Linked DNA regions of Homo sapiens: regions 1 and 2 are each linked to region 3. Evidence: read pairs that join two places in POLR2A ChIA-PET (ENCODE). Cell type or tissue: MCF 10A. All regions are shown on one strand. Region 1 overlaps LINC01483 (long intergenic non-protein coding RNA 1483). Region 2 overlaps LINC01483 (long intergenic non-protein coding RNA 1483). Region 3 overlaps LINC01483 (long intergenic non-protein coding RNA 1483).

What was found. Peaks named below come from ENCODE experiments on the same cell type or tissue, not always from the same donor. Only the 100,000 strongest peaks of a DNase experiment are listed, where the experiment ranks them.
Region 1: POLR2A ChIA-PET joins it to region 3 with 5 read pairs; 3 of 35 experiments call an interaction of 5 or more read pairs at or near these places.
Region 2: POLR2A ChIA-PET joins it to region 3 with 5 read pairs; 3 of 35 experiments call an interaction of 5 or more read pairs at or near these places.

The regions. Positions count from the first base shown.
Region 1 is chr17:69,789,424-69,793,423 of GRCh38, forward strand. The region is part of intron 3 of LINC01483 (long intergenic non-protein coding RNA 1483); the gene reads left to right. Among named protein-coding and RNA genes, the nearest start is that of LINC01497, 170 kb to the right of the region's middle. In MCF 10A, no CTCF peak of the experiment used is centred here; no DNase peak of the experiment used is centred here.
Region 2 is chr17:69,801,491-69,805,490 of GRCh38, forward strand. All of the region lies in intron 3 of LINC01483 (long intergenic non-protein coding RNA 1483), which reads left to right. Among named protein-coding and RNA genes, the nearest start is that of LINC01497, 160 kb to the right of the region's middle. RefSeq lists enhancers at 1-664, 665-1,626. In MCF 10A, no CTCF peak of the experiment used is centred here; no DNase peak of the experiment used is centred here.
Region 3 is chr17:69,727,713-69,731,712 of GRCh38, forward strand. All of the region lies in intron 3 of LINC01483 (long intergenic non-protein coding RNA 1483), which reads left to right. Among named protein-coding and RNA genes, the nearest start is that of LINC01483, 140 kb to the left of the region's middle. In MCF 10A, no CTCF peak of the experiment used is centred here; a DNase peak (open chromatin) is centred at 2,449.

The DNA of each region.
Region 1 (4,000 bases), 62 kb after region 3:
TTGCTGTGGACATTTTCTGAAAATACAGTCTGCTCTCTGGCCACACAATTCAAACCTTTTCACTGGTAAGATAAACTCCTATCCTCTTCAAGGCTCCCCTTATCTCATTCTGTTATGGCATTATGCTCAAATTCATGGTCCAGGATCCCACAATCCAAATCAGGTCCAAGTGCATTAGATCCAAGTCCATGAGGCTCCTTGCAGTTCACTGACTACAAATCCTCTAATACAGTTTTTGTCAATGTGAGAGCCTGTGAACAATGAAGACAAATTATCTGCTCACCACACACTCAACATACAATGATGGAATGTGGGCTAGGCATAGGATAACTGCTATAGTCACTCCAGTTCAAAAAGGAAGAAACTGGAAGACACTTTCATCCCTAGTCCATAGTGATTCTGAAATCCATCTGGACACAGTTATGGCTTTCTAGGTTAGGGTTTAGTCCTCTATCCTAGAAATGATTCTCCATGGCTCTTGGCTCTGACCTCTGAGTACTCTTTCCTTTTTTTTTTTTGTTTGTTTGAGATGGAGTTTTGCTCTTATTGCCCAGGCTGGAGTGCAATGGTGCGGTCTTGGCTCACTGTAGCCTCTGCCTGCCGGGTTCGAGCGATTCTCCTGCCTCAGCCTCCCGAGTAGCTGGGATTTCAGGCAGCCGCCACCATGCCCAGCTAATTTTCTGTATTAATTTTGGTAGAGACGGGGTGTTGCCACGTTGGCCAAGCTAATCTCTAACTCCTGACCTCAAGTGATCTGCCAGCCTCGGCCTCCCAAAGTGCTGGGAATACAGGCGTGAGCCACCACACCCGGTCATCTTTCCTTTTCAATGAGCATTGCCCTGTGTTTGCAATTGAGTGGTAGTATTTTCAGCCTGTTTCCTGTCGATAGAATTCAGAGGCCCAAACCCTCTTTTAATTTTGTAATGTCTCTGGCCCTTTTAGTCCAAAATACGCTGAGGCAAAAAGAAAAGCACAAACTGGTGTGGGTGGAATGAAGGGTGAACGGTAGAAGATGATGATATGGAAGAAAGAGGCTGTGGCAAGTTCATGTGCCGAACCAGAGATCCTGAAATGTATCCAATGAGTGCAATGCAGAAATGTCCATTTCTGCTACTTACTCTCTTTTGCTAAACTTTCCTAAAAGTATTCTTACTGCTTTAAAATATCTGTTGCTGAAGTTGGGAGAAGGATGTTTATTGTCTACAGTAGTTTTGAAATTCATCTTAGTTGAATTTTGACTGCAAGATGCTCTCACATGTGTGCTCTCTTAGTATTCCCAAATTGTTTTGTGGTCACAAAAGATTTTCCAGTTAACTGCTTTATGCCCGTTACATGCATATTTCACTTCAGAGATTGATGCTTAATTTTAAAAGGAAGCCCTCTTTAGAAAAAGACATAAATAGTATTTTCAAATAAGATAATCTCTATTTTATTATATGAGTGCTTTTGAATACTAATTGTGAAGTACTGCTGGAAGAGAACTGCAATTCTGGAAGCCTAGTACAGCTTCAACTAATACCCTACATCTTCTGAAGGAGTACACGTTTTGTTACTAGGCTATTTAATAAAAGAAATAAGGTAAGTACGACTTCAGGTTCCTGAAAAATACATACAGCATTTTTTTTGAACACTCAATTTTCATAGAGGTATAGCTTTCAGCCGGCAAATATTTATGACCATGTTATTGTGGGTATTTTTTAAAACAACTTGATTCAGGAAAAGTCAGCTTTTCAAAACACCTTTTTTGCCTAAAATGTCTTAGACTACAGTTTATTCACATTCATAAGATGTCATTACCTTTAAGAGTCCTGCTGCTAATAGCTATCCAACGTTTTTAGTCAAAATGTGAGTAAAAGAGAAAGCTGAAAACTTCCAAATATTTTTATTCCTCAAATTAATCGTTCCATAAAAGGGCTCTAGGATATGAATAATGCATTACAATGCTGCTGCAGATAACTTCACATATGGTACACAATGATGTGAATAGAGAAGAGATAAAATAGGAGATGAAAGAACTGCATTAGAGACAAATGAGTGAACTGACACAAGCATTTTCATTCCATTTGATTTGCACAATGTTTTTATTGAGTATTTGCTCATTTGCTGAGCTCTGTAATGGAAAGATAACTGAGTAGGATTTGGTCCTTGCCCTTTGGGAGCTAATGAACATTTGTGAGGATGTGGGGTGGGCTTTATTATTCCATGTAATTGATGCAATAATCATGTATACCATGAAATGACAACCTAAGAGATAATTCCTAGTAAGGACTCAGGAAGTCTGCAGAGAAGATACAGTATTTGAGCTTGATGGCAAATAAGGTGTCCAATTTGGGAGGTCATCCTCTAAAAATGAAACAGGTAATAAGAAAAGGCAGGAGGATAGGAAATATGGGGTGTCTTCTGGAAATGCTGAATAGCTTATCTAGTGAAAATTGGAGAAATAGTGAGGAGAGTATTAGAGGTAGATTGGAACTAGATCCTACAAGATCTTGAAAGCCAAAGAAACAAACAAAAATTATCAGACGGTGCAGTGGTGCACACCTGTAATCCCAGCACTTTGGGAAGCTAAGGCAGGCAGATCACCTGAGGTCAGAAGTTCGAGACCAGCCTGACCAGCATGAAGAAACCCCATCTCTACTAAAAATACAAAGTTAGCCAGGCATGGTGGCACATGCCTGTAATCCCAGCTACTCGGGAGGCTGAGGCAGGAGAATCTCTTGAACCCGGGAGGCGGAGGTTGCGGTGAGCAGAGATGCACCATTGCACTCCAGCCTGGGCAACAAGAGTGAAACTCCATCTCAAAAAAAAAAATTATCTTTTTTTTCTGTATGATCTGGGGTGTTACTGAAGATTTTGGGGAAGCTATGTTGCATGACTAGATTGAGATTTTAAGAATACACATGATGCCTCAGTGAGTGATGATTTGGAATTGACAACGTAGAGTTAAGTTTTCTACAATCAGAGATATGTAACAATTATTTGAAAATACAACTATAGTCAAAATAGAAAAAAATAAGTAAATTCTATTCTTGGGCATGTCTTTCTAAACAATCTGAAAGAAAGAAAATAAATACGTGGCCAAGTGCTGTGGCTCATGCCTGTAATCCCAGCACTTTGGGAGGCCAAGGCGGATCACTTGAGGTCAGGAGTTTGACTCAGCCTGGCCAACATGGTGAAACCCTGCCTTTACTAAAAATATAAAAATTAGCTGGGCTTGGTGGCACATGCCTGTCATCCCAGCTACTTGGGAGGCTGAGGGAGGAGAATTGCTTGAACCTGGGAGGCGGAGGTTGCGGTGAGCCGAGATCGCGCCACTGAACTCCAGCCTGGGAGACAGAGCAAGACTCTGTCGAAAAAGAAAAAGAAAGAAAAAATAAATATGAAAATATGATTATATTTAACTATGTATTCATAGGTATTCATAGGAAATTTCTATATAACAAAAAATTTCCTTCAAGCACACATATAACAAAAAAAAAATTAAAGGGCCACTGTCCACAATATTTAAGGCTAATAAGATAAACAGAGGATTCCTACTTTTACTATCAGCATAGGAGGCAGCGTAGTGTATTGTTAAAAGGATGGCTTTTGATGCCAAGCGAGACCTTGGATCTCTTAAGTGCTCTGTGCCTCAGTTTTCTTATCTATAAAATGGGGATGATACGTGCTCATGGCACTGTTGTGAGATTTGAAGTGAGTAAATGTATGTAAAGTCTTACATTATTATTGCTGTTTTATTAACAATGACTGTTGCATATATTGGGTGTCTGTGGATAAGTGATATGGATATGGATCTGTGTCTTCATGAAATCTTATGTGAAACTGTAGTCCTCAATGTTGGAAATGCGGCCTGAGGGGAAGTGGTTGGATCATGGGGGTGGATTTTTCATGAATGGTTTCGCACCATCCCCCCAGTGCCATTCTCATGATAGTGAGTGAGTTCTCATAAGATCTGGTTGTTTAAAAGCATGCAGCACCTCCCGCCTCATTCTCTCTTGCT
Region 2 (4,000 bases), 74 kb after region 3:
TCAGAGCAAATTCAGGGCCAAGCCCAGGCACTGTCACAGCCCAGCCAGGTGTGCACATGCTCAGGGCAATGCTGACATGCCAGACCTCTGCTGCCTTGGCCACCTCCGGACTTGGGATGCTGATGAGCATAGGAGAGAAGCTGATGAGGGGGCTGAAGGCAGCTTAATGCTGGCCTACAGGTGCCCCTTGGCACCTACAGCCTGGGAGCCATGAACAGCTGCAGGAGAGAGGCAGGTTCCTGGGTGGAAGGGAACAGGTCCCTGGTGAGGCCCCACCTTCAGGACAGGGAGGGCCTGAAAGCTGGGGGCCAGGATGCCAGTCCCACAGACTGGAGTGGGAACTTGTGGTGCTTTTTCCAGGCCTGCCCATGGCTGCCCCTGGACCAATTGGCACACACTTCCTCCCTTCTGAGGCTCATAAAAGCCCTGGGCTCAGCCAAAGCTGAGCAGACATTGGGACGACTGGCTGCTGAGAGGAGGCACCCACTCCAGGGACTTCTCTCTGCTGTGAGCTGCAGACATCAGGATGACCAGCTACAGAGAGGAGCAACCCACTACAGAACCTCCTCTCTGCTGAGAGCTACACAGATGGTGGGATGACCAGCTGGAGAGAGGAGCTACACTCTCTGCTGGGAGTGAACACTTGTTGGGACAACCTGCCTGCAGAGCAGAGCTACTCTCTCTGCTAGGATCTGAACACTCAACAAGGCACCCTGGCTGTGGAAAGGAGCTGCCCCCTTCAGGAGACTGAGCTGTTCTATTGCTTAATGAAGCTCCTCTTTGTCTGGCTCACCCTTCACTTTGCATAATGTATTCTTCCTGGTTTCAGGACAAGAACTTGGGGCCTGCTGAATGGTGAGGCTAAAAGGGCTGTAACACAAACAGGGCTGAAGCATGCCCCTTTCTTGTCACATTGTGGGTGAAGAGAAGGAGAGAAGAGCTGCAGCCTTTCAGGCAGCCCAGACGTGGGAGCTCCCTGAGCCAGGGCTGTGACTCTCTCTCTGGGGCCCTGCAGTTCCTGGCATCTCCAAGCTTTCACGTGCCACTGCATTCCCCGGGGCCAGCCAGGGAAGTGGCTTGCTGTCCACCTGGTCCAGCCACAGCCTCGCAGAGAGCCAGTGCCATGACAGCACCTGGAGCTGCCTGCCCCATGGTAGCTGGCAGGCAACTGGTGGGTCTGACTGCACAGTGGCCAGACCCCACACCCACTCACACACCCATTGCTGCTCCACACCTGACTTGCGTCTCTTTTGAAGCTATGGGATTTAGGCTGGCACCGTGAGCTGTGCACCACCCGCCAGGCTGAGTGGGCAGAATGAGCCCAGCAGGCCCAAGCAAAACTTGGGCAAAGGCACGACTGGCCACAGGTTTCCAGTCAGAAAAGTGACACCCCAAAGATCTGTAACACTAGGGTGATGAGAGATGTGAGGCTTTTCTTTGTATGGAGTTTTAGAGGGGGGTTATGAATATTTTAAGCTGGAAAGTGTAGGGAGACTGAATGGCCCACTGTTCTCAGAGATGAAGAGAGACTTCCTTTGAGATACTGGACTTGGAAGACATTTCTCAGTAGTGTGCTGCTGGAGAGGTATTCTCACTAGAGCACCAGGAAGAATGAAGTATACATACATAAAAATGGAGATCCACGTGATTAATAAACATAAGGTGCACATTATCAATAATAGCCAATTTACTACAAATAAAATGAGATATATTTTGTCTAGGAGATGGATACATGTTAGAAAATAATTTGTTCTACTCTGTGTTGGTGAGGGTGGGAGAAAGATGCACGCTCCTTCACAGTTGTGACCAAATAAGTTAGTACAGCCCTTTGGCAGGGCTAGCTCATGAATATGCAATCTTATTTTGAACATGCATCCCTTTAGCCCAGAAATCCCTTCATGTGGGTCAGTGAGAGTACTTCTTCTCTAGCAGTTGCTACTATGCTATTTCAGTTGTTATCTACCCTGTGTATATAATCCTGTCACTCTTAGTGTTACTACTCACAGAGTTCTCTGCATCTTCTTCAGAATGAATCTTATGTTTGTAGACCATGCACTGGGTTTGGGTCACAAAGGTGTCATTTTTGAATCTTTATTTTTCTACTTACTAACTACATGCTCTATTTTCACTGCAATGTGTCTACATGCTCTATTTTCACTACACACTACAGTGTGTTTACATGCTCTATTTTCACTACACACTACAGTGTGTCTACATGCTCTATTTTCACTACAATGTTTTTCGATGGAAGTCAGGATCATAATTCTCACCTGACGCAACTCAGCACTAAATGAAATGGTGTGTGTGAAATTGCCTGGTGTGATGGGACACACAGTTATCAGTCATGAATGTAAGGTAATGAAAGCAAGCCTTCAAGAAAGCACGTTTTAGTTATTGAGACTTTCCCCGCTGATTCTAATATGAGATGTAATATAAAAATAAAGTCTCCTACACAGATTTGTTATTTTTTCTTTGCTATTTTTTATTCAAATTCAGGTCTACTTGCTCTAATTCAGATCTCCTGACCTGTAGAACATTGTCTGTGTGGCCTGCTGTTCCCATGCCCCTAGAAAATAAGTGGACTCTACTGATTTTCTCAATACTCGGGACTGTTACTTAACATTTGTTTTAAATTTTGTTAGGAAATGAGATTATGACCCAAATAATTATGAGCAGAATAAATTATAAGCATAATAATTTTGAGACAAATATGAGATGAATATAATATCATCATTCAAACTTATTAAAGCCATTTATCCACTTTTTGGGGGGCTAGAATGGCATTTTGTATTTTCCATAGATGGTTTCAACAATTTTAACCATTCTACGTGCAATGTTGAGATGTGGCCTTGTGTAACCACACCAGACCAATCTGGTTCAACTTTTATGTCATGAAGCAGTGAGATGTTTTTCAGTTGCCCTGTGCCCCCAGTTTGAAGGTCACATAACCTGAGCATGCCCAGATGAACCAAGAGTGCACCCTGGGTAGAATGTAAGTGCTCACATTGAGTGGGGACTGAATTACAAAACAGATGCCCTATAGCAGAACCCAGGATCCAATCAAATGGAGCCTTGTTGTCACCCCATGGGAGGATCCAGTCAGATCATGCCTCTTGGCATCACCTCATTGTGAGATCCAATCAAATCACATCTCAGCCTATGCTTATAAAACCTGACCCAGCCCTGCTCAAGGAGACACATTTGAGCATTTCTTCCTATGTCCTTCCCAGTTTACTGGTGCTTTGGTGTTTGGTTTTCCAATGAGTGCAGACAAAATAACCTAGTTTGGTTCAGTAACACTTGCCATCCTCCTTTGAAAAGGTAACGTCTAACTCTCCTCCTCATGAATTCAGGCTGGCTTTATGTCTTATTTGTAACCAATAAACTACACAACACTAGGAAGAATCACTCAGCTGAGTCCTACTCCTGACTTCTTGACCCAAAGGACACAATAAATAATAAAACTGTGTGGGCAACGTCTTGATCCAAAGGATACAATAAATAAAACCGTGTGAGCAGTTCGACATGTAGCAATAGTAACTAGAATAGTAACCATTGATAGAAATAGGTGTGTGGACTTTTTCCAGAATAAATTAGAATGGATATAGAAAAAGAGAGGGGGCAATTGTAGGATTGTTCCCTGGAGAGTTAATGGCATAAATAGTATAGAAGGAAGCACCATTGGCACCAGGCTAGGAAGAGGAAGAAGTAGGGCCCATGAACTGGGTAATGGAGTGAATAAAATATGAGATGTTAAAGATACAGAAATCTCAATTCATCTTAAGGCTGCATGCAGAGGGAGCAAAGAAGTGAAAAAGTTGGAGAATCTGAAGAGTCAGGACATTGTAGTAAGAAAGGGAGTAAAATCCTGGAAATTAAAATTTCAGAAGTAAAGAAATTGGGGAATAATGATTACATGTATAGTAAGCTTTTGAATAATAGAGATGAATGCCGTGAAGGGAGAGGAGATTAGAGTAATTTTCAAGTAGAGTTTTAATGG
Region 3 (4,000 bases):
AGATTCATTCATGTTGTAGCATGAGACAAAATTTTCTTCTTTTTAAAGGCTGAATAATATGTATATGCTATATTTTATTTATCCATTTGTCTGTCAGTAGATACTTGAGTTGCTTCCACATTTTGGTAATTGTGAACAATGCTGCCATAAATATGGATATGTAAATATCTCTTTGAGATCCTGCTTTCAATTTTTTTTTTGGTATATATCCAGTAATGAAATTGATGGATCATATGATAATTATATTTTTAATTTTTAAAGAACTGTCATACTGTTTTCCACAGCAGCTACACTATTTTACATTCCCACCAAAAATGCACGAGGGTTCCAGTTTCCTCACATCTTCATCAACACTTGTCATTTTCTGTTTTTCTTTTTTTCCTTTTTTTTAATAATAGCCATCCCAGTGGGTATGAGGTGGTATCTCATTGTGGTTTTGATTTGTATTTCCCTAATGATTACTGATGTTGAGAATCTTTTCATATACGTGCTGTCCATTTCTATCTCTTCTTTGGAGAAATATCTACTAAGTCCTTTACCCACTTTTAAACTAGATTTTTTTTTTCACGTTTTAAATACAAACTTTCACCTAAGAGTGTTTTGAAATATCCAGATTATGAAAACAGAGAGTTTTTTCCTTCACACAGTACAAAAATGAAGAAAATTCTCTATTCTCCACCTCACCTTACACAAACAGACCTCTCCAAGAACTGAACATAAACCCAGGTGCTTAAAATATGTTTAGGCACAGACTTTTCCCTAGAGGGGAGTGACATGGTGGGTGGGGCACAAGAGTCTCTGAAGGAACTTGTACATTTCATGCTTCCAGAATTTCACTTCTTCCAGATACCTTCCTCTAACACCTGTCTCAGTCTTTTTCTTTTTATAGACACGATTAACACTAAACTGCTAAATTAAGTAGAATCTCTAAAGTAAATATAACTTGAAACTATGCAAGGGACAAAGTGTTTTGTTCTGAGATCACTGAAGCTCATCTTGGAGAAGTCCATGAGGCAGGTTGCTTGCTGGAAAGGCCAGTACACTTTTTTAGCAGGTTAATTCCAAAGCCACATGTAGAAAAGTTTCTCCCCAAAGACCCAGAGACAGAATCATTTTACTCTGCCCCCACTCCTTCCCTGTGCCCCTTCCTAGGGCTGTACAAAGACCCCGATTGAATGATTGGATCTGTACTTTGCAGTAAAAGAGAATCAGAAGCCTTTTCTTTTTCCCTTTTTATTCTCCCCCCCTCTTTTTTTCCACTACTCTAATGAAATTTGCAGACATGGAAAGGAAACTGAGTTATTTATAGGAGTGGGAGGAATGTGAGTGCTAATTGTGCTTAGTCTATTCCTAAGTACGTAATCTGTTTGCTATTAAATTTTACAATCTTTCAGCAATATACACATTTTTTAAAGACAGAACTTCATAAATCTGACAAAGAATAACCAAAGTAAATAATTCTAAGGGTTTAAATCTTCTAATCAAAATCAGGTTTAAAATTATATAAAAAATTGTTTGTAGAATTAACTTATTTTGCAGCACTAACATTTCCCTTCTTCCTTTGACTAGTTTATTCATTTCTTTTCTAGACTTGTAAAGTTTGATACAGCTACTCATGGATGATATAAATTTTGGGGGGCTGGTTATCATGCTTATGTGCATACTAACTCACAAGGCAAATTGGGTCAAATGAGAAGCTGTTGGTTGCAAGTGTCTGAAGAAGGTGCTGGGGCCTTGAACTCTAAATTGAACGTTTTGGTAATCAAATAGCTCAAATTATTCTGCATAGCTTAAAGTCATTCTGGATAGAAATTATCTTGGGACATAAATTTTTCTCAGGGTTCCCCATTTCCGTTATCTCTATCTAACAATTGCAAAAGCCTGCTTGTTAAAAATTAAATAAATGCTTGTTAAAAGGAACTAGAAAAAATCATAATCATTCCTAGGTAAATTTTTCATGGTGGAAATTATTTCCTGTTTGAAATTTGTTTTAGTTTGGCTGTCAAGGTTGCAAGAGACAGAAAATTACTCAAATTATTTTAAGGAAAGATGGCTTCATTAAAAGACAACGAATTAAATTCATAACTGAAAAACCACTGGGAAACTAGGCAGGTATGGGGGGTCATATGGAGGCCCTGACACATGGCTGTTTTTCCTTTTTCTGTGTCTTTGCACAGCTCCCTCTGCCTCCTTCTGCTTTTGGGTATCAATCAATACAATATTCACCTGTATTCTTACATATTGTTTTTCTTTATACTTTCTGCTTGCTCATATTACTTTATATTATGCTTTCTCATAACTTTGGTGTGTTGCAATATGTCATATTTCTGCCTAACACATGCTGTCATGTTGACTTCAGGTTCTACTGCTTAGCTGCCTTAGTCATTCAGAATTTTCAGTTAAAATTCTTCAGACAGGAAACCTGATGGGGTTTAGTCTGACTTGTTATTTTGACTTGCACTCCAAGCCACACTGTAGGTTGCTGGCCAGCTGATGATTTGGCTGTTTTTGAGTTAGTTGCCAATTTGTTTTAGTCACCTGTGGCTTGAGGTGGAGGGAACTGGGTCATGTGATCCATACAAGGATTCCTCTTCAATTGGAGCTCTAGGTAAATCAGCTATTTTGAAGGGTCTTTCACTAGTCTCCAGAGAAGGTGGCAAATATAAACCAGAATTAAAATAATAATCGGATTTTGATCATTTGCCATTTGAGTCTGTTTTTCTTCTGTATAAGTGAGATACTATCTAGTCTTGAGACTGCTTGGGGTAGTAACAAATCACCCCCAAATTTAGTGGCTTAGAAAAAGAAATCATTGTTTTTCTTATGATTCTACAGATTATTGACTGGGCAGTCCTGCTTCATGGAGTGTCACTGTGGGATGTCTGGAAGGCCCCAAATGTCTTCACTCACATAGCTGGCAATTGGTGCTGGCTGTGGCCTGGGAGCCCTACTGGGGCTATGGACCAGGGCCCTTGATTCTCCTCTCTGTGGGCCTTTGCAGGTCGCTTTTTGGGTTTAGTAACAGCATGGTGGCTGGGTTTCATGGAGGAACAGTTCAAGAAGACAAGCCCCAGTGTGCAAGCACGTATTCAAACCTCCACTGCATTATTCTTGCTAACATCCTATTGGTCACAGCTAGTCACAGGGCCAAGTCAGACTCCAAATGGATAGAGACTTACAAGTGTATGCATCTGAGAGTCATCGTTCAATGGGATCCCCCAAATGTCACATTAAATGAGATAATAGATGAAAAATGTTTTATGGTCTTTAATGCATGTAGTTAATGCTCAGTAAACATTTGAATAGTACTTCTGTTGAAGGAAATTTTGACAGTTTTTTTTCATCAAAATTAAAATGGTTACATTTCTGACACTTTTTGTTACCATATTTGGGTATTTCTTCATTCTTAAAAGATTCTTCAGGATTCTCAAAATTTCTATGTGGCCCAGCCTTCTCTCTTTCTCCAAGTGCCCCCGGTTCGTGTCTCCAGGGACCTTACAGTAACTAAGACAACCACTGCAAAATAGTATTTCAGGTTAGGCATTCAGTGGGCCCAGAATGAGATCGGTTAGCTTGGGAAAGCATCGCAGAAGAGAAAGCCTTAGAAGTTCTTAGGTGAAGAGAAATAACCATTCTGTCAGTTCTGGAATCTCTTGATTTTGCAGAAGAAGAAACTGAAGCTTAGAAAGGAAAAGCTATCTGCCTAAAATCACCATCAGTGAGCAATAGAGAATTGGAACCACTTTTTTTCTGATACATTCATCCATTCACAAATATGTATTGAGTGTTAAGCACCATATGACGCTTGTTATATATGGAAGAAAACAAAAGGGATATGCCCTCAACTTTGTGGCCTTTATGGTCTAACCTAGGGTAAAGATAGTAAATAAGTGAACTAACCATCCAAAATTGTGATAGACACTTTGAACAAACCCAACAGAGCAGAATGATAGAGAATGGTGTTGGAAACATGGAGAGTCAGGAAAGGGTTTTCTGGTGA